Regions from separate parts of the Homo sapiens genome. Here region 1 is linked to region 2. A link is a loop called in an ENCODE intact Hi-C map of the cell type or tissue named here. Cell type or tissue: natural killer cell. All regions are shown on one strand. Links, peaks and the distances in the headings refer to the core of each region. The heading gives the core; the rest is flanking DNA.

Region 1 (11,904 bases), core at 1,638-9,637, 60 kb before region 2:
GCAGCAGCAGCAACATGAGAAAACTACGCAGATACAACGACCTGATTAAAGGTGCAATCTGGAAAACACTCAGTTGGCCATGACTGTGGCTCAAAATGCTGACTCTAACTAAAGGTATCAATCAATTAGCAGGTACTGTTAAGGCTGACCATACACCCAGGAGACTGAGCTAGGGTTTTTTTTTTTTTTTTTTGAGACAGAGTCTCGCTCTGTTGCCCAGGCTGGAGTGCAGTAGCACAATCTCCGCTCACTGCAACCTCCGCCTCCCGGTTTCAAGTGATTCTCCTGCCTCAGCCGCCCGAGTAGCTGGGATTACAGGCATGCGCCACTATGCCCGGCTAATTTTTTTTTTTTTTGGGACGGAGTCTCTCTATGTCACCCAGGCTGAAGTGCAGTGGCATGATCTCGGCTTACTGCAAGCTCCGCCTCCCGGGTTCACGCCATTCTCCTGCCTCAGCCTCCCGAGTTGCTGGGACTACAGGCGCCCGCCACTACGCCTGGCTAATTTTTTTTTGTATTTTTAGTAGAGATGGGTTTTCACCGTGTTAGCCAGGATGGTCTCGATCTCCTGACCTCGTGATCCACCCATGTTGGCCTCCCAAAGTGCTGGGATTACAGGCGTGAGCCACCGCGCCTGGCCAATTTTTGTATTTTTAATGGAGACAGGGTTTCACCGTGATGGCCAGCCTGGTCTCGAACTTCTGACCTCAAGTGATCCACCCACCTCGGCCTCCCAAAGTGCTGGGATTACAAGCTTGAGCCGACGCACCCAGCCTAAGCTAGGTATTTTTTTAATTGTAATTTAAAAATTGCCCCAATATATAAGGACCCTCTAGAAAAGTCACAAGAGTAAAAAGGAGAAATTAACACTTCCTATCCTTTACGACACTGAAGATTTTTCATTTATGATGTCTGATAACATGAACTGAACTGAATTCTTTCAACAACCATATACGTATACTCAAGGCACTGATTTCCTGTGATAAGATCAATGAACTATGCCACTCATACAACAGGGCATAAGACCTGAAGTATTAGAAAAGGAAAGATGACATCTGGTCAGAGAAAAGACTTCTCTTCTCACAGGGCTTTGCAGAATCATGGACACCCTCTTCTTTTGCTCCATCATGTTGAAGTCCTGGCGAAGGTCTGGTGCCATGTTCCTCTCCCTCAAGTACTCTGGGTTGTTCTCATCTACTCGGTCGAAGTACCTCTCCTTGTGAGGGGCTGTGGTCGGGGGTGGTGAGGTCACCACCGCAGCACGAGAATCACCATTCATTGTACAATCTTTCTAGGTTCCTACAGAATCAAAATAAAAGAAATTATTGTTTTCAAATCAATGTCTAACAGTGTTTCATGATGAGCACATGAGCTTGGTAAACACAATCTTCAACAGGAGGATGTAATGACCAACTGACAGTGGAAACCATGACCTGTGAGGCTTCTTTGTGGCCTCAGAGGCACATGGCTGATCAACCACCTCCCACCCTCCCACTAACCAATGCTGTGTTTTGTCCTAGCCATTGTTCCAAAGAGGAGAACAAGACAACAATCTAACAAAGCAATTAAGTCCTCTGACAAATCCAAAAAGAACTAAATATTAAACTTTTGACCACGTGATTCTTTACAGACATGATTTGTTCCACACAGACAAGATCTGCTAAGAACAGCACAGTTTATTCCAAAAGAAATTTGATTTCTGATTTTTTTTCCCATAAGGTACCAGCAGTGGTTTTGCAAAGGATCCCACAAACAGATCAACAGAAGAGAAGCCACTCACACATAACTCACAAAATGGTAAATGTTCCTCCCTAACAGCTCCTTTCTGGTTAAAAGAACAATGGCAGGTACCAGCAATTTGAGGTCAAGATGCTCAGTTTGTTAATAACCTAACATGCCAAGATGGCTCAAATTTAAAATTCTGTGAATATGGCTACTGACATTACATTCTTTTCTCGGGGGGAGGGGAACAGGGTCTTGTTCTGCCACCGAGGCTGGAGGGCAGTGGCCCAGTCACAGCTCACTGCAACCTCAACCTCCCAGGCTCAAGTGATCCTTCCACCTAAGCCTCCCAAGCAGCTGGGACTATCAGCGTGCACCGCCATGCCCGGCGAATTTTTTAAAAATTTTGTAGAGATGGGGGTATCCCTGAGTTGCAGAGGCTGGTCTCAAACTCCTGGCCTCAAGCAATCCTCTCACCTTGGCCTTCCAAAGTGCTGGGATCACAGGCATGAGCCACCACGCCCTGTTAGCTTTCAAATGTGCATATGAACCACCTGGGAATTGAATTAATACACAAATTAAGATTCATTAGGTCTGGAGTGGGGCCTGAAATTCTGCATGTCTCATCAATTCCCAAGTGATACCAATGCTGCTGAACTTGAACCGCACTTTGGATAACAAGCCTATAAAGTAGAGTTTATTATGCAAAAAAGATATTTTTATTGTGGAACCAATAACCAAAGAATCAGTTGAAGAAATTAGTGTTTTTTTTTAAGAAAAAGATCAATTTGATATTTCTGTTCTAAATGTAAAGATAAGATAAAAATATGCTTAAAGTGGCAGTATTTCTTTCTTTTTTTTTTTTTTTGAGACAGTCTCACTCTGTCGCTCATTCTGGAGTGCAGTGGCATGATCTCGGCTCACTGAAACCTCCGCCTCCCAGGTTCAAGTGATTCTCCTGCCTCAGCCTCCCGAGTAGCTTTGATTACAGGCACGTGCCACCACACCCGGGTAATTTTTGTATTTTTAGTAGAGACGGCGTTTCACCATGTTGGCCAGGCTGGTCTCGAACTCCTGACCTCAGGTGATCCGCCCGCCTAGGCCTCTCAAAGTGCTGGGATTATAGGCGTTAGCCACCGCCCCCAGCCACTACTTCGAGAACTTAAAGGCAAAACATGAAAACAATTGGGGGACTAAACATCAACATAGAATAAACGAACTAATGACCTCAGTGGAATCTTTTTTCTCTTTGTTTTTGAGACAGAGCCTTATTCTGCCACCCAGGCTGGAATGCAGTGGTGCAATCATAGCTCACTACAGCCTGGAACTTGTGGGCTCTCAAGCCATCCCACTGCCTCAGCCTCCTGCATAGCTGAGACTACAGGCCCACATCACCACACCTGGCTATTTTTTTTTTAGTTCTTTGGTAGAGATGAGGTCTCACTATGTTGCCCGGGCTGGTCTCAAACTCCTAGGTTCAAGTGATCCTCCTGCCTCAGACTTCCACAGTGCTGGGATTACAGGCAAGAGCCCAGCCTAAGTGGAATCTCTGAAACTTATTCTTCTCTATTTATATCCTTTAAATTGTTTAATTTATTCTGGTTACCCAATCTATTTATTGTAAACCTTCCAAAAGAATGACCAAAGAACAAAACAATAAGAGTTATCTGGCAATATTTCCTCATTAGATGTAATTAAAGCTGAACATTCTGAGCCAATAATAAAAATGTTCTGCTTCGTGTTTCAAAAACAATAAAAGACCAAAGAAAATCATTATGAGTCCCAATTATAAGCCATTTTCATCGGTAAAAAAGGATATGAGGGTATATTTTAGAGGTAACTATAGCTATTTCCTGGTTCCCAGAAGACAGTGAAAGACAGGAATCTTTGTAAAACCATCATATTTAAGATAAGGCAGGTATTACTTTCCCCTAGTTACAAATTGCTGTGTGAATGGGATAAGATAAACACTGCAGGCCAGGTATATACATGCTCCATTCCTTCAATAAGGAAGTCTATAAATGTAAATCAAAATGAAAGTATACACATTCTGAGCCCAGTAATCAAGATTAAGCATAATTCTACTTTGCAGTACAAACCTGTCCTTCATTTTTATCAATTATGACTGCAGGTTTCATCAACTTAGTTTTCAAGTAAAATCTCTACAGAGAAGTTATTATTTGCTGGGTACAGTGGCACATGTCTGTAATCCTGGCACTTTGGGAGGCCGAGGCAAGTGGATGCCTGAGCTCAGGAGATTGAAACCAGCCTGGGCAACATGGTGACACCCTGTTTCTAATAAAAATGCAAAAATTAGCGGGGCGTGGGGGCACGCACCTGTAATCTCAGCTACTCAGGAGGCTGAGGCACAAGAATTACTTCAACCTGGGAGGCAAAGTTTGCAGTGAGCTGAGTCATGCCGCTGCACTCCAGCCTGAACAACAGAGTAAGACTCCGTCTTAAAAAATAATAATAATATTATTTAATCAAAAAGTTAAAAAAAGAGAGAGAAAGGGAAAAACATGCAAAAAACTAACTTCTGGAACATTTTTCATAGTATCTTAGAATAAATTTAAACTAATTTAAAATAAAATAATTTTAAAAGTAGGAACAGGTCAGGCGTGGTGGCTCATGCCTGTAATCCCAGCACTTTGAGAAGCTGATGTGGGAAGATCACTTGAGCCCAGGAGTTCCAAGCTGTCTAGCTTACATAGTAAAGACTGCATCTCAACAAAAAAAATCAAAAAAATTAGCCAGGAGTGATGGCACACGCCTGTAGTCTCAGCTACTCAGGAGTCCGAGGAGAGAGGATCACTCGACCTGGGAGGTCAAGGCTGCAGAGAGCCATGATGGCACCACTACACTCCAGCATGGGTGACAGAGCAAGACCCTGACTCAAATAAATAAATGTAACATAAACATTAAAATCTGCTCAATACAATATCATGTAACTACAGAGACTCTTTAGCATAATACAGATAAAAGAGTATAAAACATATTAAGTGGCAAACTATATTTCTTATTCTATTATGTAATGCCATAATTATACACTGGCAAAATGATATAATGGCAAATAAGCTGGAATAAATTTGAGTAAGTTGATTAAAGTATGGATGAATGTTTCTCTATCTCAATATTCTATAATGTTGCTTTGATTTTACTTATGTAATACATTTTAAGATTTCACCATCAACAATATATTGATAGCTAAATTAATGAAATCTTTGGGAACAATATTTTCAAATAAACACAGACAACAGAAAACAAAAATCTGGATGAACCGTGACAAATAAGTATGGCCTGCCCAAGTGACATCTGCTTCCTCCACATCTCCCATCCCCCAGATGTCACTCAAATCCAAGTTGTCATCACTCACTTCCTGGACACTCAACGGCCTCCTAATTGGTTTCTCTACTTCCAGTCTCTTAACAACCCCCACAACAATCCATTCTCTAAAACTTGGCCATAGAGAGTTTTAATGTAAGTCAGATCATGTCACTCACTCCTCTGCTTAAAATCTGAGAACTAATATGTGGACCTTAGTAGGATCCTGATTGAAACAAACTGTAAAATAAAAATCTAAAAGTGACATTTGAGACAACTAGAAATTTGAACACTAGCTAGATTTTGATGGTATTAAGAAATTAGTTTTACATTTTAGGTGTAGTATTACTAGGATTATATTAGATACAGAAATGTTTCTGGATAAAATGACATCTGAAATGTGCCTAAAACTTATATGGGGGCAAGGGGAAATGAAGTTACATAAGACTAGCCATGAGCTAACCACTGACACTGGATGAAGGTTAGAGCAGGACTCATCACACCGTGCTGTCTATTTTGTATGTGTTTGAAACGCTCCGTGATTCTTCTTGCTCTCAGAAGAAAGCACCTCCAGACCTTACATGAGCTGGTCTCTGCCGGCCTTCAGATGAAGATATTTCAGCATGCTTTTTCAGACTGATACTACTAAGATCAGGATGAACAGCTATCTTAACATCCCTTTTTAAAAAATTTATGTTTTTATTTAATGTTTCCAAATATAAAAAGTCAAGACACTTACACCAACTATCTCAAATGACATAAAAGCAATTCAGTGTGTTTAACAATCATATTTCCCCTTCAGTTCTGCTGCTTTATACAATGGTATGATCGACAGGTAAATTGGATGGCATGTGCCTGGTTAGAAAATGTCATCTGTTGGCCAGGCACGGTGGCTCACGCCTGTAATCACAGCACTTTGGGAGGCCGAGGAGGGTGGATCACGAGGTGAGGAGATCGAGACCATCCTGGCTAACACGGTGAAACCCCATCTCTACTAAAAATACAAAAAAAAATTAGCCGGGTGTGGTGGCGCGCACCTGTAGTCCCAGCTACTCGGGAGGCTGAGACAGGAGAATGGCATGAACCCGGCAGGCACAGATTGCAGTGAGCCAAGATCATGCCACTGCACTCCAACCTGGGTGACAGAGCGAGACTCCAGCTCAAAAAAAAAAAAAAAGAAAGAAAATGTCATCTGTTTACAAAAAAAACAGCATGCAGCATAGTTTCTATTTTGTCTACAGTCAATTCACAAACTACTTACTTTGTTTTTTGTTTAGGAGGCACATGGAACTGAAAATTTTAGCTGCCCAATTTTATTCAACTACCCCACAAAAAAACACAAATGACAATCCTAACACTCTTCAATCTTTGGAGGGTTGAAATAGTAGACATTATTTGTTATCTTCAGTAGATTCAACTATTTAGCCTGAAAATGTTAACTTTTTCTCTTAACAGAGATAAATCTCCTTAGGGCCTTTCCTCTAATTTTGCTAGACTAGGTTCCAGAAGCCTAGTGAAGAACCCCTCCTGTGACATTTAAAGTGTGAAAACTGTAAAGTACTCTGTTGCATTATACAAATTCTTGCTAGCTGGACAGACTAAGGACAGTTGGTTTGCTAAATGGCATTGAAGAAAATCCTGACTGAACAGCACTCTCTGTTGCATTATACAAATTCTTGCTAGCTGGACAGACTAAGGACAGTTGGTTTGCTAAATGGCATTGAAGAAAATCCTGACTGAACAGCACTATTTAGTCCAAATAACGTCTCTTTTCTAATGTCCCAGAAAACACCACTCTACCTAGTACATTATTTACTGACTCGGAAATAACAAAGGTTATGCTGGAATATTCTTTCTTAGCAGAAGTACTGCAGCCCTGGGATGATCCATCTTTATTAATGTGTAACTAAACCTCAGGTCAGATACCAGACAAATTTTTGCTTCTCTCAAATATATAATGAGGGAATTCTGAAACTTTTGGACAGATTCAATTATTTATTGGCATCTCCCTTCTGGCACAGACATCTTTGCTAAGGGTAACTATTCCCAGCATTCACATGATTTACTTTTGAATCCCTAAAGCTGGAACATGAAAACTTACGGCTGAAACTAGGAAGAAGAGAGCCATTAAAGAAAGCCTCCGTGTAAAATGCCTGCTAGAGGACCCAAAGGATCTTGTCAGATTTCTAATGCTCTTTGATTGTCAGCTAATAATGAATTACTGCTCCGTGGGAAAAAGGAGATAATGAAAGTGGTATCCCCTGGTAATGTCCTTGGCCACCTGGCACCCGACTCCAGAGAGCCTTTGGAATTGTCAATAGGAGACCAAGAAGAGAGGTGATCTCTGCAGTATCTTCCCTTATTTCTACTAACTCCTGGCGCATAATAAATTTGCACTGGAGACACCTTCCACCTTACATGCAAGGCACCAGAGACTGAAAAATACGAAGAGCAGGAGATAACAAACAAAATTCTCTCAGTGCATGACAGAACTCCACTTACAGTATATCAGCAGGGGGAAAGTGTCCATGAGTGGGAGGTAGAAAGAACTGAGAGAGGATATTATGAGTTGGACTGTGTCCACTCCCCAAAATTCACATGTTGAAGCCCTAACCCCCAGTTCCTCAGAATATGCCCTTATTTGGAAATAGGGTCGCTACAGATGTAATTAGTTAAGATGGGGTCCACAAGGCAGACCTAATCCAAAATGACTTATGTCCTTATAAAACGGAAAATGCGGACAAAGAGACACGCACAGGGAGAACTAAGTGTAGATGAAGGCAGAGGTGGACGCAGTGCTTCCTCAAGCCAAGAAACGCCAAGGACTGCCGACTACCGAGCTAGGATGGGGCCCATTCTCCCTCACAGCCTCGGGAGGAACCAGCCCTGCCCACACCCTGATCTTAGACTTCTAGCCTCCAGAACTGTGAGATGACACATTACTGTTGTTTAAGCCCCTGGTCTGTGGCACTTTGTTACAGCAGCTCTAGGAAACTCATAGAGAGGGGCTGTCAGGAAAGCTTCACTGAGATGATTTCAGAGGTAAAACGTGACTGCCAGGTGGCTTGGGGAAGGCAGCAGTCACCTGGTGAATAAACATCTACTGAGCTTTAGGGAGTAGCACAGAAAACACAGCAGAGTGAGCGCAGTCAACCGTCGTCTGATTTCACATGCAGTACCTGGCACCCAGCAGGTGTTCCACATATTTTTAATGACCTAATTTAACTATTCTCTCTATTCTAAACCTTTCAGCCCCCACTCATTCTCAATATCCAACTCGAATGCTTCCCGCTCTATGAAGGTTCCCCACGCCCCAAGCCTGGCACCTGGACTCCTGTGTGTCAACATACACCATTCCCACCTCTCCCATGGCCACTTTCAAACAGGACCAAATCATATGCGGATAAATTATCTGGGTACATACTTGCTCCATCACTGGTCTGTGGGCCTGTGAAATACAGGGACAATACATTTCTAACTCATGTTTGTACAAGGGCCCTGGGGGAGTGTGTCATACATAGCAGGGGCTCAAATGAGACTGTTTATTCCCGAAGGAGGGTATTTGCCACAAGGGACATCTAACTTCCCTGGGACAAAGGGCTCCAAGAGGTCTGCATCCAAAATGAAACTGCATCGTCAGGAAATACGCAGTGAAACAGAAGGTGGAGAGTTCGCTGGAAAGAGTAACAAGATTGTAAACAGACTTGGGGGCTCCGACACTGAAGACTAAATCCAGGCAGAGGGCTGGGAACAGTGCAGCCGTCAGCACACACCCTGGCCAGCACCAAGAGACATGGACGCCCTGGCCAGAAATTCATTACAAACACTTGGAAACCTGCAATACTGGAAGGCTGCAGCACCAGCCAATGCAAAGGAAATCCCTGTAATCTACTGGCAGGAGGGAGCCCAACATCTGGCGCTATCTCCCAAACACAACCGTAGTTAAGCTCTAACCCCCCACTGCTTACAGTACTAGCCTAATGACACAGTTCTCCACCACCCTAAAAGAGAACACCCACCTTATGTTGAAGGTTCTTCTTCACAGCTTTAGGCTGACGGAGTGTGCCCTGTTTGGGACCTCAGAGCTCAGTTAAAAGCCTTTAATTACTCTGATCGGATCATTTCTATTCCTGTGTCTCCGGATGTCCTCTTGCAGAAGCAGCTGCTCAAAAGGCCCCTTTCAAATAATCACAGCTACAGTTATCACTGCTCACTATGTGTGTTTTAACTCATTTTTTCTGCAGATAAGGCACAACACAGTTAAGCAGCCAGTAATGGGGTTGCTGGAGTCTGAACTCGGGCTGCCTGACTCCAGAGCTCCTCCTCCTCCCTCTAATCCACATTCTCTCTGACAATCAGGATGTCTCAAAACAGCTCCAATTAGAAACAAAAGCAAAAAGTAAAACTGAACCACAGCAATTTGTCCCAGCCTACTCAAGTGGGTCCTCTTGCTTCCTCCCTTTTATGATGAATGGTTAGTTAACGGCTTCCCAGCCTAAATCATCCACATTTTATTAAGTCTTTTATACAATTACATAGCTGGTGTTGTTTTTCTTTTAACTACAGCATTAATTAATCCTATGGTATGTTATGAGAGATATTCCAGTTACTTGCTTAAGGTTTAGTAGGCAGTAAGTGGAGAAGCAAGAATCTGAAATTAAGACTATGGTTTGGAGACCGCACTCTTAATTGCTTCTCATTAAACTGTGTTCTTGTTGCTGACAACAGGACTCTCCAGTCCAAGGGTCAGTACTGAGCCAAAAATCAGAGGTTGGTTCCACTCATACTCCTATAAAACTTCAACACGTATGGAGTTACCTCACCTGTAAAGTAAAAACAGCTCCCCATCCCAAACTCCAGACCTAATTTTTCCCAAACCCAGTTGAGGAAAATGCAGCTAGAAAATGCAAGGGATCCAGAAAAGTGACCACGAATTGTCTAAAGACCCTATAAAGACCACTGCAGAGAACAATGTTCTCACACACACTCGTTAATTCCAACCACCCTGCAAGATTCCTCCATGTGCAGATCAAGACTGACTCAGTGTTTTTGTGGGTTTTCCTTCTTTCTTTCTTTTTCAGACTGGGTCTTGCTCTGTCATCCAGGCTGAAGTGCAGTGGCGTGATGTTGGCTCACTGCAACCTCTGCCCCCGGGCTCAAGTGATCCTCCCATCTCAGCCTCCCAAGTAGCTTGGGACTACAGGAGCGTGCCACCATGCCCAGATAATTATTATATTTTTTGTAGAGATGGGGTTTCACCAAGTTTCCCAGGCTGGTCTTGAACTCCTGGGCTCAAGCAATCCACCCACCTTGGCTTCCCAAAGTATTGGGATTACAGGTGTGCTGGCTCAGAGTTTTAAGCTTCAGAGGTCTCACAATAAATAAATGGCCGGCTCAAAACCTAAATCCAAGACTACTCACTCTCAATGCCAAGCTCATCTACTGTATTGCAGCACAGAAAATCAAAATGTAAACACGGGAAGAGCTAGCAGGCATACTGGGGCTCTTCTGTGTAGTTCAGCACCATCTCCCCACCATTTAGCACAGAACAGGCCTCAATAAATATTTGGTAAATGAATGAATGATAAAAGAACACAAAATCATTCTGTATTACTAATTTTAACAAAATTTGTTTTCATCCCAAAAAAAAAAAACGATTTAAAATAACCTCCAGGCCAGGCACAGAGGCTGACGCCTGTAATCCCAGCACTCTGGGAGGCCAAGGCGGACAGATCACCTGAGGTCAGGACTTTGAGACCAGCCTGGCCAACATGGTGAAACCCCGTCTGTACTAAAAATACACACACACAAAAAATTAGCTGGGTGTGATGGTGCGTGCCTGTAGTCCCAGCTATTCCAGAGGCTGAGGCAGGAGAATTGCTTGAACCCGGAAGGCGAAGGGTGCAGTAAGCCGAGATTGTGCTACTGCACTCCAGCCTGGGGAACAGAGGGAGACTGCCTCAAAAAATAAAATAAAATAACATCCAGAATCTTCAGATGGCCCATGAACAAATATCAATCAGCATACTCTTAAACAAGTTCTTCCAAGAAGAAATTCCACAAAGCAGACTGCAGTTAAGATTTCAGGAGTGAATCTAGAAATAATTTTATAAGTATGCTATCTCGCAATTGAGCAAATAACACAACCCAGAGAGACTCTGCTGTAGTTACTATACTAATTCACATATTCTGAGCCACATGTCCTGAACAATTACATGTGGGAAAAAGCAGAATTTGACTTATCTTCTGGCAATGTCAGCTACTTTCTCTATTTTTGCTCCCTCATTATACTGTTACTGTCCTTCAATTAATATAATATTTTAATTTTTTAACTATAGTTTTGTTGAAGTGATGAAATCTTTCAAAATCTTTTTATTGAAACAAAATTTTTTTTCTGAATTTCACTCTGTGAGGGTGGTTTGCTAAGTAAGGTTTGAGTTGGATTTTATTTTTCTGGAGCAGGGGGAAGGTAGGGAAGTTTGGCAGGATTGTAGATAAGGGAGATTAAAATACTGACCACAAAAAACAAACAGGCAGTTTTGACAGAATTTAATAATCAACAACTAAAAGTTCCTAGTTGTGAAGCAGTTGTTTTATCTGAAAGACAAATGATAAAAGAAAGCTTTGAAAATTATAGCAAGGGCTCATAAACTGAGAACACCACAATGGGTAAGTGAACTGAGAAAAACGTATTTATTCTGTACACGCAAAGGCTGAGACATGAGATACTTCATTAACTCTGAAACTTCTGAGGATGGTGCCAGGTTTTCCTTTTTAGAGCTAGGCAGGAAGCATTTAAAAATCACAAAAATAAGCCTAAGAAGACTTGCCAAAGGTATGTTCATTGAAAATTAATTG
Region 2 (11,904 bases), core at 1,223-9,222:
AGATTCTCACCAGAGTAATTAGGCAATAAAAAGAAATAAAAGGTATCCAGAATGGAAAGAAAGAACAATTATTCACTGATTAGATTATTTTACATACAGAAAATCCCAAGGAATCCACTTAAAAATTATTAGAATAGCCATGCGCAGTGGCTCACGCCTGTAATCCCAGCACTTTGGGAGGCTGAGGCGGGCAGATCACCTGAGGTCAGGAGTTCGAGACCAGCGTGGCCAACATGGTGAAACCCCCATTTCTACTAAAAATACCAGGTGGCAGGCACCTGTAATCCCAGCTATTTGGGAGGCTGAGGCAGGAGAATCGCTTGAACCCGGGAGGTGGAGGTAGCAGTGAGCCGAGATTGCGCCATTGCACTCCAGCCTGGGGAACAAGAATGAGACTTCATCTCAAAAAAAAAAAATTATTAGAATAAATGAGCAGCAAGGTGGCAGGATATAAGATCAACATACAAAAATCAATTCTATTTCTATATACTAGCAACAATCCAAAAATGAAAGGAAGAGTTAGTTCAAGCGTTCCCTTTTCCAGGCAGTCTCCCATAACCTCTCTGGAGTCCTGTGTCCCTCCCTTGGGGCTAGCATAGCCTTCTCTGCCCCTAACACTGACCACACTAGTTGGTCATTGTCTCCCATCCTCACCAGCTCAGACCCAGCCCAGGGGGGACACCCAGGTAGCCCCAAAAGAAGGATGGAATGTTCACCCTGTGGGTGACAGGGACTGCAAGTTGCCTGGAAGGCACAGGAAGCTGAAACAGAGCCCCTACCCTGGGGCATCACACCCCACTGTGCCCCCGCCACCCAAAAGCTATAAGACCTGGCCTGTGTGTCAAAGTGGGAGGAGCCACTGTGAGGACAGATGGAACCCACCACCTCCTCCTGGCTCCACACCTGGACAAGGCTCAGCAGGAAGAGTTACAGGGACAGGTTACAGTCCTACATGGGTCCAGCTCAGTGGCCAGATAGGGGCAGGCCTGTGAGGGGCTCGTTCCTGCCTGGCTGCTGTCCCGCTGTGGGCAGGATGAAGGCTCTTAGGTGATCATCAGCTGACCCTGGGCAGGGGGACAGGTCATGACAAGGGCAGGTCATGTGGCACCCTCACCTCCCCTGGGAATTCCTCGCTTCAGGGACAGACGCTGACACCCACAGCCCCTCTCCAGAGGAGGGGCCATTCAAGGGGAAACCCACCCCTGCCACCTTACTATCCTCTGCCCCACCTGGCCCTGCCCTGTGCCAGGGGGTGATACCTGGCCAGGAGCCCAGTGCCAGGCCAGGCTGAGAGCAGAAAGGGGAAAGGTCGGCTGAGGCTGAGGGTGATGATGGGCCATGGAGGCCGTGGTGACCATGCTGCTCTTGGGGAAGTTCAGCCCAGCTCACAGAATCTGGCCCCACTTGTGCTCGGGAAAACCAGGGGGCATCCCCAAGGAGCACCCACACTCCTAGCTGGCCAGGCCTCCCTGGCTGTGCTTCTCAGTGCCCAGCCCCTCTTCCAGGGACCTGATGGTTAAATTCCATTCATTCATTCCAGGGGACTCCACAGGCCTACCTGCCAGCTCTCTGGGTGCTTCAGTCCCTTCCTCTGTAGAGGCAGACACCCTGGGGGGACCTGTCACCATGCTGCTGCGGTGTCGGCTGAGTTAACATGGGCAGGAGCTGTGAGGGAGAGTGCTGAAGATCTGGGTTCACATCCTTCCTGGGGCCCCTCCTTCCCCTGAGCCCCCACCTCCTCCAGTGTAAAGTGGGTATGGAGGAGTCCACTCTCAGAGTCCCCTGACACCTCTGCAGCTGCTCTCTGGGGCAGGGCTCTGGAGACACATGGGCCAGCGTTGGGCGGCCAAAGCTGGTGGTGGCTGCTGGGCTCCATGAGCCCTTCCAGAAAGTATGTGATCTTTGCATGTGTGCACACGTGGAGATTTGCATTTGAGCCTGTACACTTGTGCGTGTGTGCGTGTGTGTGTGTGTGTGCACATGCACATTAGGGAAGACGGGGCACCTGGGATACACTCTCCAGGTCTCTGTTTCTGTGCTCATCTCCCTACCTTCTCTCAAAGTTGCAATTGGTTCAGGTGACCCCAAGGCCTGAGGCTGCTGCGGTGGGGGGCAGAGCAGTCAGGTGAAAAGTGCTCAGTCCCACAGAGACACCCCATCGGGTTCCATTTAATGCAGGCTCTGTGGCTCCCACCACCCTGGGGCCCCATGAGCCCTGTGGCGTGTGTGGTCATGGCCTGTGCAGGCCCTCATGTGCGCTGTGTCTCTGCACACCCAGTTAATGTCACAGGTGGTGCACTCACACAGGACGTGCACATGAGCTGCACAGCTCGCATGCACACAGGCGTGAGCCCCTGCATAGGAGCAGGGTGGGGGCTCTGGGAGGCTGGGCTCCTGCAGGATCATCCTGGCTGTGGTAAGGGAGCCAGCACCTCATGTGACCACAGGGTCAAGGACTTACTGTTAGTGGTGATCAGGTTGGCCCCATTTGTGGGAGCCACAGGGCAAGTTGGGGCTGGGGATCCAGCCCAAAGGGAGAAGATACCAGGTCACCCTGTGCACTTTATTCACACGCTCATATATGCGCATCCTGTCACACTCATGCATGTACAGTTAACACTCACACCATCCACACTAACACATATATACACACTCATTCTCCCGCATGCCCACTCGCTCTCATGTTCTCATACACACTCATGCACTCATGTCTACTCATACGTGCACACTCACACCCATATGTATACTGATATACACATTCATCACACTCACTCATGCATATGCAAGCACTCATTCACACACACACAGCCTCCAACGACCAACAAGACCTGTCAAGTGCGGTCTTCTGTGTCTCCGTGTCCTGAAGCCTGAGCACAGAATCATCACCACCACTCCCAGCCCTGCCAGGGCCCAGTGCCAAGCTGTACCTCACAGCTCACTAAATCGACCAGGGTCCACCTGAGCTCAATACTTTACTTCTATTTTACAGACTTGGGTATAGAGGCTGGGAGAGGATCAGGCCTTGTGCCGAGCGCACTGGGCACTCCCTGTGGGCCAAGCTCTGTGCTTCTCAGTGATCGCCCCATCATCCAACACCTTGAGCTTCAAACCAGAGTCCTCCCCAAGTCACTGACGAAGAAACTTGGCCAAAGTCACACAGCCAGTAAATGGTGGCTCACGCACCACCCCCGGCCCAGCACAGCCACGGCCCAGCTTGGCGCACAGTGGGTGGCCGGTGGTGGGCGTGGGATGTGCAGATGGGGCGGCTTCCACCTTGGAGCCCTGGCTGCCCTGCCTCCCCACAGCTGTCTGCTCTTCCTTTTCGGTTTCCCTTGTTTCCTTCCTGTTCCCAGAATCTTTCTCTGTTAACATAATCAAAACCAAAATTCTCCCGTAAAGGCCCAGTAACCAGCTATGCCAGAGAAGCACTGCTGGCCAGGGGCAGGGTGGCCCAGCCTGGGCTCTGCGAGCACAGCCCCAGCCCGGCAGTCCCTGAGGTCCCTGCGGGTCCTCCACATTGCAGGTTTCAGAGCATGGCACTCCCCAGGTGGGCAGCAGGGACCTTGTACAGCTCTCTCCGTTACCCCCCCACAACAGAAACACACACTCACATACACAACGTGTGTACTTAGGACCCAAACACCAAGGCCACCCTGCAGGCTGTATCATGAGAAGTTCCCGGACCTGGGCCCCACCCCAGCAGGCTGGCCCCCGCCTCCCTGTCGGCCGCATGTGATGGGGGGGTGGGGGGGGTTCTAAGTATCACATTCCCTCTCTGGCCTCCCCCTGTGCCTGCCAGCTCGGGGGCCTCTCAAGGCAGACAGAGGCCACTCTCCTCAGAGCCTGTTGCCTTTTGCAGGCTCAGGGCCACCTCCTGTGGGCTCCCACGGCCAGCCCCGAGGAAGGCTGTGGCTCCCACGTGGGGCCCCCTTACTGGTTCTTCAGGTGCTAGACCAGTGCCGCCTCCCGAGCCCCAGTCCTGGGGCCGCCCCACTGACCTGATGGTGCTGACCCAACACATGGCCCTCCGTCCTCGTGACCTGCTCGGGGCCGGTGTCCTGGGGCCCAGGGAGGCCATGCGGCTCAGGGGCCACCAGCCCAGGCAGCCTACATCTCCCAGACATGTGAGGCCTGACGCGCCTGGCTGCCCCACAGCTGTGCCCACAGCTCACTCCTGCTGCTTCTGAGGCCTGTGGCCGCCGGTGCTTCCTCCCCACCCGGGACTTCCTGTTCCCTGCTCCCTGGGCAGCACCAAGTAGCCGGCACTTCCTGCCTTCTACCCTGTGAGGTCCTGAAAGCTGCCTGGGGCCCAGGGCTGCCCCTCATCCACCATCCGGGTTTTAACTCCTACCTTCCACTGCTCCTGCCCTCCCATCCTGTGGTCAGAGGCCAGGGCTCTCTGGCTCCAGCGCAAGGTCAGCTGCATCCCTGGGAGGAAGCTCCCTGCTGCCTCCCCGCAGGGCCACCTCTGAATACTCGGCTTCTCCCTAGCAAACCATGAAACAACCTGCACCCTGGGTGTCAGGCCCAGCACAGAGCAGCATTTACAACACACACAGGGATGGTGTCACCTTACCAGCATGCTCTTCCTGCCAGGGCAGCTGCTGCCACCCTGCTCTGCCATCTGAGGCCACACAGAGGGCTGTTATGTCTTGCACCCGGTTCTATGAATTTCAAGGTGGCCATCTCTGTGCCCTTTGACACCAAGGGACTGAGGGACTAGGCCTGGGCTCTGGCATTCCTCGATTCCTACTCTATCCCCAGCCTTTTCACGTCCCCGCAACCACACCAGCTCTGCTAACATCTGGTTTGCTAGAAAGTACATTATGGCTGAGTGGCAAAGCACGCTCCCGTACTCACCGGCCCCTGCCCCAAGGCCCGCTCAGAATTCGGCCCCTCCCAGGGCTGCTCTGCCCCCACCAAGCCCAGTGCCCTGCCCAGGCCCAGAGCCCGGAAGCAGGGAATGGGGATTCTAGCCACTGGCTGCTGAGCGCCCTCCCTCTCCTCCCAGAACTTGCCCAGGGAGGACAGGACCCCTGGGCAGAGGCAGCTGGAGAAAGGGGCTTTCTGGGGCCTGGGGCCACCCTCACAGCAGGATTTGAGGGTGACAGAGGCCACAGAGCACAGGCCACAAAGCTGCAGGGGTCTCATCTTGCCCGCCAGGCTTCCTAGGGCACGGCCCCCCGAAATCAGCCTCCCAACAAACCCTGGACCCCAGCCCCGTAACCGGCTGTGCAGGTCCCAAGCTGTCCCATAGCCTAGGTGTCGGGTCACTCAAAAAAGGCAGCTCCCAGGCTAAGGAGCTCCGTCTCCCCAGCTGTGTCTGCAGCCCCAGCCCTGCTGCCAAGGTCCCCCTCGGGGCCCGTTTGGGCTGCAGACACCCCACTGTCTCCTAGAGGGTGAGGAGCTTGGGCTTTTAGGTCTGGGGCCTCCTTAGCATGGGCACAGACACCCTGGCGTCCCCAGCCTGTGCCAGCCTCAGTCCCCTCAGGTGGCCAAGGGCAGACCACACCTTCAGCAGAAGGCTGGCCACAGCAGGCAGACAGACAGAGGGCAGCGAGGAGGGCACGGACAGAGTGGGGCCTCTTCCCATTCTCTTTCCTCCTTGCAGGAGGGTTGAGATCAAACAGCAGGTGAGGAACCCCTGGGCCACTGCCCAGCCTGGACGATGAGGCAGGCAGTTCTGACAGTTGGGGCTGCAGGGTCCAGAGGAGGGACCAGGCCCTGTGGGTTCTGGACTGGGGAACGCCTCCCAGAGGAGGGGCCCAGCTTTGATAGAGGAGGAAGTTTGCTGGAAGGAGCTGGGGTGAGGGAGCCACGGGAGGAAGGGGCTTGGGGTGAGCACACCCCAGGGTTGGGAGGAATCCACAGGCAATGAGGTGGCCAACGCACAGCTTCAGGGATGACAACCCATGAAGATAAGAACCCAGAGGCAGCCGGCGCTCTCAGGAACACGCCACCCCTTACTGGGCAGGCAAATGCAAGAGCGGACAAGGCCTGAGCTGGAAGCAGGAGCCAGGCTCGCCCCTGCCCTTGCTCCGCCAAAAGCCCCACACTCATAGACTCGGCAGAGGCAGAAGCAAGCAGAAGACCCACCTGACCCTGGCCCAGGCCCATTCCCCCCACAGCCCTGGTCCAATGCTGTGATGCTACAGGGGGAGTCCAGCCCAGAGGAGAGGAGCAGGCCAGGTGAGGGGACCCTGGGGGTGGGGGACAAATCCACACCAGCCCCTTCCCCAACCCTATCTTCCCAGAGGGAAGCTGGAGCTGGGAGTCCTGGGCTGCTGGGTGACCTCTGCAGACCCCTCCTCTCTGGGCCTTAGCTTCTCCAATTGCTCTCTCAATTCCTCTTCATCCCTGCGGCATATGACACTGCCGTTCATATTCCTAAACACAGGCCATTCTCCCCTCCTCAGCCATGGCCACTCCTTGACATTTACCCTGTGCCGGTAACCATGGAGATGACCCCACGCCTGCATCCAAGCAGGGGGTGTGTGCAGCGGGGCATGGCCGGGGCCGCCTCAATGGGCAGCCCTGGTGTCCCTCTCCATCCTTCCCAAGTTGCAGCTGCTCCCCTGCCCCTGAGCTGGTGCCTCAAACTGCCAGGCTTGGGGACTTCCCACCATGCCAGACACAGGGCACTTACCAGGATGAGTGGGAGCCAGCCAGCAGGGCAGGCAGAGGGCCAAGGGTCAGCCTGAAAAAGAAGAGGGAGGGAGCTTTCACTGGGTTCTGGGAGCCTTCAGCCCGCTCAGGAGTAAGGCAAACACCCAGCACAGTGGGTGGTGTCTGCAGCCACCACGGAGCTGACCCTGCCCTGGCACCTCCTGCCTCACGGCACCTGCCTCATCTCAAGGCTCACAGCCCAAGAGGACAGTCCTGTTGCCATCTGCATCTCTGGGGTTCAGAGAGGAAGCTAGGGATCAGTGGCATGGGGACTGGCACCCAGGGACCCTGTACCCAGCCTGGTACCTGCTTGCCACCTTCAGGAGAGGCTCAGGTGCTGAACATGCCAAGGAGGGTCTGCAGAGCTCAGGGAGGGCACTGAGTCCAGGGGAGAGAGGGAGGGCATTGAGCCTGTGGGAAGGTGGACACTGAGCCCAGAGGAGGGAGGGAGGGCACTGAACCTGGGGGAAGGTGGGTAATGAGCCCAGGGAGGGAGGGAGGGCACTAACCCTGGGAGAAGGTGGGCACTGAGCCCTAGGAGAGTGGGTGGGCACAGAGCCTGGGGGAAGGCGGGCACTGAGCCCTAGGAGGGTGGGTGGGCACAGAGCCTGGGGGAAGGTGGGCACTGAGCCCTAGGAGGGTGGGTGGGCACAGAGCCTGGGGGAAGGCGGGCACTGAGCCCTAGGAGGGTGGGTGGGCACAGAGCCTGGGGGAAGGCGGGCACTGAGCCCTAGGAGGGTGGGTGGGCACAGAGCCTGGGGGAAGGCGGGCACTGAGCCCTAGGAGGGTGGGTGGGCACAGAGCCTGGGGGAAGGCGGGCACTGAGCCCTAGGAGGGTGGGTGGGCACAGAGCCTGGGGGAAGGTGGGCACTGAGCCCTAGGAGGGTGGGTGGGCACAGAGCCTGGGGGAAGGTGGGCACTGAGCCCTAGGAGGGTGGGTGGGCACAGAGCCTGGGGGAAGGTGGGCACTGAGCCCTAGGAGGGTGGGTGGGCACAGAGCCTGGGGGAAGGTGGGCACTGAGCCCTAGGAGGGTGGGTGGGCACAGAGCCTGGGGGAAGGCGGGCACCCCCAGGGAAAATCTCAAGCTCTCAAAATAAGATGTTTTGCATGAGCCCCTCCCATGGGGCCTGGGTCCGCTCCACAGCCATCCCTGGGACCCTCCCAGGCTCTCCCCAGCCAGAAGCCCCTTCCCTCTATGCCCCATTCTGATTGCTGTCCCATGATGCAGGACTGGGAGGATTCCCGGGAACTCGGACTGGGCACTACCCAACTGGGATAGAGGGAGAGGGAACCCTAGAAAGAAGGACCCTGCCTGGGGCCACATGTTGTAGTGGGCTGAAAGGTGGCCCCCAAAAGCTTTGTCCACATCCTAATCCCCAGAACCTGTGAACACGACCTTATTTGGAAAAAGGGTCTTCGATGTAACTAAGTTAAGCAGCACATCCTGGATTGACCAAGTGGGCCCTAAATCCAAGGCAACTGTCCTGTAAGAGATGGAGTAGGAGAAGATGCCTGGAAAGGACCATGTAAGGATGGAAAAGAGGCTGGAGGGATGTGGCCACACACCAAGGGCACCGAGGATCGCCGGCCACCAGCAGAAGCTGGGAGGGGAGGAAGGGGCTTCCCCAGAGCCACCGGGGCAACACAGCCCTGTAGACCCCTCAGCTTTGGACTTCTGGCCTCCAGAATCATGAGAGTAAATTTCTGTTGTTTTCAGGCCCCTCGTGTGTGGAACTTTCTTAGGGCAGCCCCAGGAAATGAATCCACACGGGGACTCACCTGAGTCCTTCCCCAGGATGAACTGCAGGCTCCACTTAGTCTGATCCCGAGTGTGGGCGTGCCTGTCAGGGAGAGACAGGCTCCACAAGGCTGTGACCAACCTGGGCGGGCACTGCTGAGCTTGCCTCCGCAGGTGCCCACAGCCTCCTGAAGGCTGGGCTCTCCACCTCCCACCCTCCTGCACACAGGGTCCACCAGCCTCACCTGCCATGCCTGACCCACACCCGCCAGGCTTGCTGACCCCACCTCCTGGCCTCGCGTTCACCCCTTTGGCCTGCCCTTCCTTGTCTCAGGCCACATTCACCACGGCGCAGCAGCGAGGTTGGTTCCCTGTCCACGTGGATGGGGTGCGGCGCCTGCTTTCCCTTCCTGCCCTGGGCCCCCGACACTGGACCTGTCATGCACTTGCCCCATCCTGGTACCTGCAGTCACCTCCACATGGAAACCAAACGCTCCCTCATCCTTTGAGGATGGAACCATCTAGAACCTTGCCCTCTTCTCTGAAATCTCCAAGTCAATGGCACAGTTCTGCCACCAGCATTACCCCATGTGTCCCTGGCACTCCCCACGGGTCCAAGTCCCACTGAATCTCCAAGGCCCAGATGGGCACCAGGCCCATGGCAGGACCCAAGAGAAGGACAGACAGACAAACAGATGAGTTCACTGTCATGTCCATACATGAGGCCAGACCCCAGCGAGGTTGTAACCAGTACATCCTTCAGAGCTCAGAGTGAAAAAATTGTGACTTAGCGCTAATTGGACTCTCAATGAGAGAGGTTTTCAAAGAACTGGAGTGCAGCACGGCCGCAGCTGAGGCCCTTCCACACCCCTGGACCTCTGCCCAGTGAGACAAGCCGCCGGCCAGCCCTGGGCACGCACGTGAGGCTGCTCGCTGCAAAACAGAGAAAGGCTGGTGCACTGGAGACAGCAGTGTTCCCAGAAGACGCAGTGTGTTCGGGGCTCAGAGGCCCCAGGGGCTTCACAGAGCGGTGCAGGGTGGAGGCAGAGACGGTCAGGCCACTGCTGTGTGCAACGGACAAAGGGAATTAAGAAAAATGCAGACAAGGGCCCTGTAGGCACAGCTGCCTGCATGGCACCTGGGCTTCAGAGAGCAAGGCCAAGCTGTTGGTGGATGCTTGGCCCTCAAGCTCTGTCCTCAGAGGGAAGCTGCAATGTTCTCACATCTCCGGATGCCCCACTGGGCCTTCCTCTCTCAGGCCTGGTGTCTCTGTCCCCAGGAAAGGTTCTTGAGATGGGCATGGGAGTCGGGACTGCCCGGGGGCCTCCACACCTGGAAGAGGGTTGCCCTAGGCGGAGCTCTGGCCTGGCCAGGCAGGGGCCGTACACTGGCTGGAGGGAGGAGGCCAGGGCGGGCTTCCAGGCCGAGGGTGGTGAGGGTGAGGTGGGGCTGGAGACGGTGAGGTGGGGCTGGAGACAGTGAAGTGAGGCAAGGCGAGGTGGGTCTGGGGGAAGCCACGGCTGGCACTGCTGCTCGCCTGGAGCCACTCTCCAGTCTCAAACCACAAGCAGCAGAGGCGGCTCAGGATTCACACTTCAGTTCTTCACAAACACTGACGAGTTTCTACCTTTTAATCACTTGAGAAAAAATTCTCCAGAGTCCTGATGTGTGGGGTGGGCCGGGTCCACCACCCCAAGTTCCTGGCTCCCACCCAAGGCTGGGGCCCACCTCCTCCCCACCCTGCCTCGCCTCTCCTGGCCTGAAGGGTTTCACTGTCCCTCACCGCAGCCAGCCTGGGCACCCTATGCCCCAGCCCCGCAGGGTCCCGAGAGGGGCGGCAGTCCTGCCCCACCCAGTGGCTCCCACCAGAGAGGGCCGCTCTATGCATGTGACCTTGGCAGGCAGAATAGAGCCGTGGTCAGCGTGCAGGCTTTGGTGGGAACAAGCCTGGCTCAATCCCCTCCTCCTGGCCTGTGGCCCACTCTGAGCCTCAGTTTCCTCACTTGAGCAGTGGGGGTGGGGCAGCTGGCTGCTGGGCTTGCTCTAGTGTCAAGGGAAGGGAGGAACCGCCCAGCTCAGCGTCCGGCCGTGCTTTTCCTTCCTGCCTGCGGGCCTGGCCTCCAGAACAGGCGTCTCCCCGCGGCCCTTGGCACAGACAGAGCCACATTCCCAGTGCCACACCCCTTCCCTCTCTGCACCTTGGCAGCAGCAGTGCCCTCCACCTGGAACGCCACCCTCTCCACCTCCTCTGCCCCGCCCTTGCCCCTTGGCCCCTCATCTAGACCACACTCCCCTGGGCTGGACCCCAATCCGCAGGCCCTGGGCCTTCTCCCACACAGGCTCAGTCCACGGCAGGGCCCCCACTCCTCAGAGAGGCAGCCCCCACCCGGCACCCCCCGACGCTGTGGCATTTTCAGCATGTCTGTTGGCTATCTGCCCCTCCCCTGACACCAGTTCTGTGGGGAGAGATCTCTGCATGTCCGTCCCCCATGTCCTTGGTGCCTGAACAGTGCCCAGTGTGACACTGGCACCAGGTGCCTCCTGCAGCATGAACAGACCTCGTCCACACCCCAGCTGGCTGGAACCCCTACTCTCCGTGGGGCCTAGCTCATGGGCTCATGTGCTGAATTACACCATCTGGCCAGCCCCAGGCACCCCACTTCTTCCATCTCGGGGGACCCCTGGCTGCAGGAGGGGGGCACTCCAGGGGCTCTGCACCCACCAAGCGCAGCCTGGGCCTCCAGGGTGACCTCCCGGCCCCAGCATCCTCATCGATAGGCAAGGGCAGCAGCAGTCACTGAGCAGATCAGCTGTGGCCGGGACACCCCACGCCCACACCAGCCTGGCTGCTGACCCTCCGGGCCCAGGGGGTGTGCTTAGGTAGGAAATCTGCCGGGCACCTTCCTCATCTAGAGGAAGCAGAAGCAGAGGGCTCCCGCCAACCAGACCCTCCTGGGATGCGTGGGACGCCTGGGCCACGGGCACAGTGGGTGTGAAGGTTGGGGGTGCTTCCCTGCCCACAGTCACCTCTTGTGATAGGAGGGCTAGGCTGCTGGACCAAGGGAGGGGCAGGGAGCCCCCAAGGAAATGTCCACTGTGTTCTGAGTGCGCCAGCTCTGTGCCCGCTCCATCGCCAACTGCTCGTTTTGTTCTCCCGATTAGGACCTCGAGGCTGAGTGAGCTGCAACGCTTGGCTACCCAGCCAGCGTGGCTAGTGTCACCCAGAGCCTGGGGCCACCTGGCCCACCCCTACAACACAACCTGAGGGTGCCCTGAAAGCCTTATGGCCCTGGCAGGGCCCCTACCAGGCATTTCCTGCTGAGCCTGGCTCTGGGGTGGGTAAGAAGGAGAGGAGAAACCCCAGGCCCACTCTCAGAAGGAAGCCCACCAACCTTAAGGACAGTGGGGGTGGGCCCTGGCCTCTGTGGAGGGGGCAGGGCTCTGGGTAGGAGGCCAGGGGACACAGGGTGGGCCACGCCATGTGGGGTACAGGGAGGAA

What was found. Hi-C counts contacts between places; a loop is a spot of excess contacts. Peaks named below come from ENCODE experiments on the same cell type or tissue, not always from the same donor. Only the 100,000 strongest peaks of a DNase experiment are listed, where the experiment ranks them.
Region 1: a loop joins it to region 2, with 2.2 times the contacts of the local background. A loop is called at or near these places in 3 of 110 quality-filtered maps.

The regions. Positions count from the first base shown.
Region 1 is chr4:2,865,291-2,877,194 of GRCh38, reverse strand. It overlaps ADD1 (adducin 1), which reads right to left. Exons shown (of 16, transcript NM_001354761.2): 2 at 1,085-1,299. The coding sequence starts at 1,279. Among named protein-coding and RNA genes, the nearest start is that of ADD1, 27 kb to the right of the region's middle. RefSeq lists enhancers at 1,526-2,051, 2,052-2,579. In natural killer cell, for the core only: no CTCF peak of the experiment used is centred there; a DNase peak (open chromatin) is centred at 5,074; H3K27ac peaks cover 626 bases.
Region 2 is chr4:2,804,572-2,816,475 of GRCh38, reverse strand. The region is part of intron 1 of SH3BP2 (SH3 domain binding protein 2); the gene reads right to left. Among named protein-coding and RNA genes, the nearest start is that of SH3BP2, 17 kb to the right of the region's middle. RefSeq lists a silencer at 2,282-2,331 and enhancers at 3,042-3,141, 4,092-4,331, 3,516-4,600. In natural killer cell, for the core only: no CTCF peak of the experiment used is centred there; DNase peaks (open chromatin) are centred at 1,655, 3,695, 4,225, 4,555 and 3 weaker places; H3K4me3 peaks cover 3,583 bases; H3K27ac peaks cover 3,851 bases.